Linked DNA regions of Mus musculus: region 1 is linked to region 2. The links are chromatin contacts, found by Hi-C or POLR2A ChIA-PET in ENCODE. All regions are on one chromosome and are shown on one strand. The core of a region is the stretch at or near the end of the contact, and the rest is flanking DNA. Distances in the headings are between cores, read along the strand shown.

Evidence for each region. Hi-C counts contacts between places; a loop is a spot of excess contacts on that map. ChIA-PET counts read pairs that join two places held with the same protein, here RNA polymerase II (POLR2A).
Region 1: a map of gastrocnemius shows a loop between it and region 2 (7-fold over the local background). The contact joins the promoter of Pfn1 here to the promoter of Camta2 in region 2. A Hi-C loop is called at or near these places in 4 of 37 maps with a recorded cell type or tissue (gastrocnemius, heart and left cerebral cortex). POLR2A ChIA-PET finds 5 or more read pairs at or near these places in 4 of 5 experiments (Patski and embryonic stem cell).

What each region holds. Positions count from the first base shown.
Region 1 is chr11:70,653,258-70,655,957 of GRCm38, forward strand. Pfn1 (profilin 1) reads right to left here and starts at 1,393. Exons shown (of 3, transcript NM_011072.4): 1 at 1,092-1,393. The coding sequence starts at 1,223. It also overlaps a transcript of Eno3 not described here.
Region 2 is chr11:70,686,667-70,689,366 of GRCm38, forward strand. Camta2 (calmodulin binding transcription activator 2) reads right to left here and starts at 1,439. Exons shown (of 23, transcript NM_001190376.1): 1 at 1,220-1,439. Inca1 (inhibitor of CDK, cyclin A1 interacting protein 1) reads right to left here. Exons shown (of 7, transcript NM_001252484.1): 6 at 2,319-2,478; 7 at 1,695-2,083. The coding sequence ends at 1,940.

The DNA.
Region 1 (2,700 bases), core at 143-2,642, 33 kb before region 2:
TGCTCAGAACAGCCCTTCAGGAAAAGCAGAAGCAAAGAGGGGAAGGGAGGGGGTAGGAAGGGAGGAGAAGTAACTTTGTCCTTATTTGGTCAAAGGTTCTGCAGGCGTTGTTAGGAGCCCGGACGCCTGGGTCTCCGGGTAACCTGGAGTTTGGGTCCAGGTAGCTATGCCCCAAGATAAGGAAGCTGACCCCGGGGGCTCTCTAATTAAGTTCAAAAAGTTTATTAGGGCAGGAGACTAGTCTGTGTGTGAGTCTAGACATCCCAGAGAACCTTTCTCCTTCTCCCCCTTAAACCCCCAAACCCCTATATCCGGTACCCTCCCGCCCGGAAATCCCCTCCCCCCATTCGAACTTCCGCTCCCCCTCCCCACTTCCGGGCAGTGTGGTCAGGGAAGGTGGTGGTAGGGACAGCAGCAACCTTATTCCTTCACTTTTACCGTCTCAGAACTTCTCACAAAGTTCCCCTACGCCGGGCCCGGGCGGATGGCGGGAAGGGAGGGCGAGGGGACTTCCGGAATCGGCCTCCCAGGAATGTTGAGGCTAACGTGCCGACTTGGGGGGTGTGTGTGTGTGTGGCGGCCTCGCCCTCTCTAACGGAGCTGGGAGGGGCAGGGTGGCTACCGAGGTCCGGCCCGGGCCCAAGGCCACGCGCCTGGCGCTCCCATCAGCGTCAGGGGGAACAATGGTGGAGGGAGAGCGAGCATTCGGCCCGAAGGGGAGTCCAGGCTCCGGAGCCCCTTATCAATCATAATCCCGGGCTAAAACTGCAGCGCGTGCCCGCCCCGCCCTGGAGGAGGCGGAAGTGGGCCGCCGCACCGGCCGCCGCGCCCCTCCCCGCCCTGGGCCCCGGATGTAACGCCCGGTCGCAGAAAGCGGGGCGGCGGGCGAGATGGGCGCCGCCGCCGAGGGGCGTAGAGCCCGGGGAACCACAGAGGGAGCCAGTCTCACGCAGCCGCCATTCGCCCCGCCGATGGGAGAGGACCGGATCACGGCCTCCCGCTGCCCTCGCTCGCCTGCGCCCGCCCCCACCCCAGTCCCCCAGAGGGTCTAAGGCCGGTCACTGCTCGGGACCGCACGAGCCTCGCAGTACCGTAATGCTAACGAAGGTCTTCCCGGGGACGGCGGCCCAGACGGAGGGCGAGTCCTTGTAGCCTACGATGGCCGCGTCCTGACAGGTCCCGTCCGCCATAAGGCTGTCGATGTAGGCGTTCCACCCGGCCATGGCGCTGCTGCTGGGGCTGCTCTGCGGGCTGTTGCTGGGATCGCGGGCTCGGGCTCGGGCTGGCGGGCGGGGGAAGGCAGAGAGCTCGGGGCACGCGCTGCCGTCCGGAACGCGGCTCTGTTAGCTGTGCAGCAGCCCTCGCACCGCCACTTCCTGCTCCTCCCCCCCCCCTCTAGATTTTTATTTGCAAAGGGCGGCGGGGCGGGGCCTGCGCCCCATTCCCTCCCTCCATCCTCCCCCCCCCCCCGCCGGGCCAGATAGCGAACTTTTGCAAATGCAATTTTTAAAAAACCCTCCCCCCACTTTGCAAAATTTGCCGAGTTCGATGGAAAGCCACGCCAAAGGCTATATAGAGTGGTGGTGGCAGGAGAGGTTAAGGTTAGGGCTCGCTCCGATTCATCCTGAATACCACTTGGCTATAGAAGGAGGAAGCCAGAGGAAGCAGGGAAAGAAAAAGAAAAAAAAAAAAAAAAGAAAATTAGTAAGGTTGAGCAAGTTGAAGTGGGTTCGGGGAACCCAGGGTTAAACCGAATCATTCCTCCACCCCCCAACCCCCACCTCCGCGGGAGGGAAGGAACGGCGGGCGGCGGCGCGTGCGCCCGCGCCTGCGCCGGGGCAGTGAGAAGCCAGCGCGTGGGGCGGTTGGGGCTAGCGGCTTGGCTGCGTGAGCGCGCGCCTGGCGGGACACATTTGGACCATCCGAGGAGGGAAGACGCGTCCCCAGCAGTCGGGACGGGCAGACGCCCCGGGTTGGGCCCTGCTGCCTTCTCCACATTTATCTAAACGATAAGGGAGCAAAAGTGAAATCGATATAATACTCTAGTCATTTTCAGTACTAAAGGTCTCTCCAACCAGGGCACCTGTCCCAACCGTCTGCCATGTACAGCGCACACGTTGGGTTCATTCGAGCGCGTCCCTAGATTCCCGAGGAATCATTCCCTTCGCTGGATCCGCTCCAGCTCAGCCTCGCCCCATGCCTGAACCCTGTCTACAGAGGTCACTGAATAGGGGCGCCACCCGGGTGACACGACGGGACTCATTTTTCAAGGCGGAAGAATACTAAAGTACCAAGGATGACAACTTTTATAAGAAGAGGAAAGTCCCCTCTACTTTGGACGCACTGGGGCTTTCTTCTTTTCCAGAAAAACTTTTGCTAAGTATTTATGTGCGGTCAGCTCACTCGCCGCCGAGCAGGTCTAGGGGCGAATGGCAGGCCACTGAGGCTGGAGGGAGTAAAGGAGTCACCCGGGACCCTGGCCTCCGAGGGGCTCGGCCGCTTCCGGTCCCTCGGAGGAGGGGCGCCAGGGTGTGCAGCCTCTCCCAGTGGAAGTACTTGGTTCGCTGCCTTTTGGAGCCGGGTTGGGTTCCCTGACGTTCATCCCCAAATTCTGGCTCCCCACGCCCCCCAGCCGAGGTTCTTCGACAGCCGCGTGGCTGAGTCACGGGCGGGGCCGCGCTGGGGCACGTGGCGGCCTGC
Region 2 (2,700 bases), core at 189-2,688:
AGGGATGAGTGGGGGATGCTCACAGTGCTGGAGCATTCCCTAGGGCAGGAAGCTGGATCCTGCATGTCTAACCTAGATTCTCACAGGCCCTGACCGACCTGAGAGAGAGTAGGTGAGGTCAGTTAGTAGATCTATTTCTCCACGGAAAAATCAAACAGAAAAAAGAACTCAGGGTACGTTTAGGAAGGGAGAGCAAGGCTAGAGGGAAGGGTAGGCAAGTTGTGAGAGCTGGGGCTCTGGTCCTAGGAGGAGGATGGCTTGGCAAGAAAACCTGGATGCTGAAGGAAAGCAGATCTAAGTCCAAGTCCGGTAACAAGCTGGGCCTTTGAAGACACACCCCAATTTCCTTCTCTCTCTGACTTTTTCTAAGAGGAAGGGTAGAGCTGATAACTGACCTCATGTGCTCTCTCTCAGGTTGGTCAGGGGCTGGGAGAATTTGGAATAGACATGTTGGAGTAAGCTTCCGGGTGGGACATGCCGGCTTCCTCTTTGCAGCTAGAATTCTACTTCACCCTAACACTCCTATTTCCCCAACCTCTGCTTCTTCTCTGGCTCCCAGCCTACCATATCCCCTCTACTGCTCTGGCTCCAGCCTGAGCCTCCGCCCTCTTGAGGAACAGATGGGAGCTGGAGGAGGCTCTCTGCGCGGGTTCTGCCAGGTGTCCGGGGATGGAGAGGGGGTGGAAGCCCATTCAGGATCGGATCGGAGGTGTGCAGAGAGGCTAGGGTTGGGATAAAAAGTCCACCCCAGGGTGCAGGTGCGCAGCTCTGGCTAGGCAGTTTGCCAGGGTGCAGAGCTGGAGCCGGATGAGACTGCGGGCCTGAGAGCGGTGGTCTAAGACTGTCGCCGGGGGTGGGATGCTCTCCCCAAAGGGGGCAGGGGTCCTGGGAGAACCCCGGAGGTGGGAGGGGGTCCCGCCCGCAAACCCGGATGTTCTGGAGAAGCAGCTGAGCAGAGTTCATGAACACCTGGCAGCAAGGGGCAGTGCGGGAGACCGGGGAGGGGGTCTGGGGACTCTCCCCGCACTCTCTGATCCGTGAAGGGGCCCTGCGCCTAGCGGCGCCCCCTGGCGCGGGGAAAGAGGACGGAAGCGGTGAGGTGGGGGCAAACGGGGTGGAGGGACGGTGGTCCCCAGCGCCGCGCTCCACACCCGGGCCGCGTGGAGCTGCGCCCCCTGGCGCGGGGGCGGAGAGGCGGGCTAGAGGCCCTGGCTCTTACCTCCCGGGGTCCCGCGGGTGACGGCGGCAGCGGCCATTCTACCCCAAACCGACCCCCCCTAGCGCCGGCTGACAGCGGCGTTCGACGTCAGTGCGCACGGGGCGGGGCCTCCCAATTAAGGGAACGGGGGTCGGGAAGGGAACCTGGGGTCAGCACACTTGGGACTCTGGGCCAGTCTACGAGACGCGCTGCTGGACCGTCCCTAAAGAGGCAATAGCGCTGAGGAGAACCGGGATCCGGAGGCGGAAGCTCGGCCGATTGACGTGACTTGTGGGCGCAGGAGGATGGGGCGTGGGCAGAGGTCCAGGGCCAGAGCCCTGGAGGCAAAGGAGAGTGCTTGAGAATGCAGAATTCTTCTGGCCTCGGGCGAGACTCGGCAAATTTAGGGACCTAGCCTAACTTCATTGTCCTGAATCCTCAAAAAAATCAACGGAGTCCGCCTTTTCATTCCCCTTCCATCACTACCTCGCACAGAAACAAGACTATTTGGTGCTCTTTAATAACAGAACAGAGAGAACACAAGACCAGGTTCTGGCCTAGAGAAAAACCCGGCTGCGAGTGTACTGGGCAGTTAGATAGGAACTCAAGTGGGCTGTGAATGCCTACGCTATGGGATGGAGACAACAGAGATAGAAAACATCCGCTCTGAAGCCAGCACTAGGGAGTCCTGATGTTTGAATTGATCTTGGGTCCCGTAGCTTGGGCCTGGATGATTTCCCACTACTCCTCAGACTCCAACTCCATCGCCTGGGGATCGTAAACGGGGTTCTTTCTGGCTGTAGCAGTGCTGTAGGTCAAAGAGCTTAGCTGCCCAGAGGCATAAGTCCCCTGCTGGCCTACAGGAGTCCAGGGAGTCCAAAGCAGCTGTAGGTGAGAGCAATTGAGAGCAAGGGGATAAGAAAAGCAAGAATGGAAAAACAGGACTCTCTCCAGATTTCTTAATTGCCAAATTCAGGCACATACCCTCAAAAGCTCAGTTTCTTGACCACTTTTCGTCCTTAAACCAGCTATCCTACCTGGCTCTTGGCTTCTGCCACATCCCCATTTGATTATGAATTGACTTCCTCCCTAACCTTACTGTGTTCCTCTCCAGTTTTACCTGATCTCTGGGAGTGACAGAATAAGTCTCTTTCTGTGGATAGGTTGCCCTCTCTTCTTCCACGTCAAAGTATTTTGTAGTGCTTAGGAGTTCAAAGCCCTCTTCAAGTGCTGGAAGTTCAGGTGTAGCATCAGAGCTGCCCCACTGGGCCCTCTTCAGTCTGTGGAGACATTAGATGGAGGAGACTAGTGCCTGGAGGTCAGTCTTCCAGTCTCTTCATCCCTCACCCCTGGCCTGAAGCACTTCTTGCTGAGAATCACAGGTGCTACCACTGACCTTCAATTCACCCCAACTTTTTGTTCTTCACAGACAAGAATTTTTGATCCAGGGGCCAAACAGTGACCCCCAATTAACGATGTGCTTTCTTGTAATCATGGGCCAT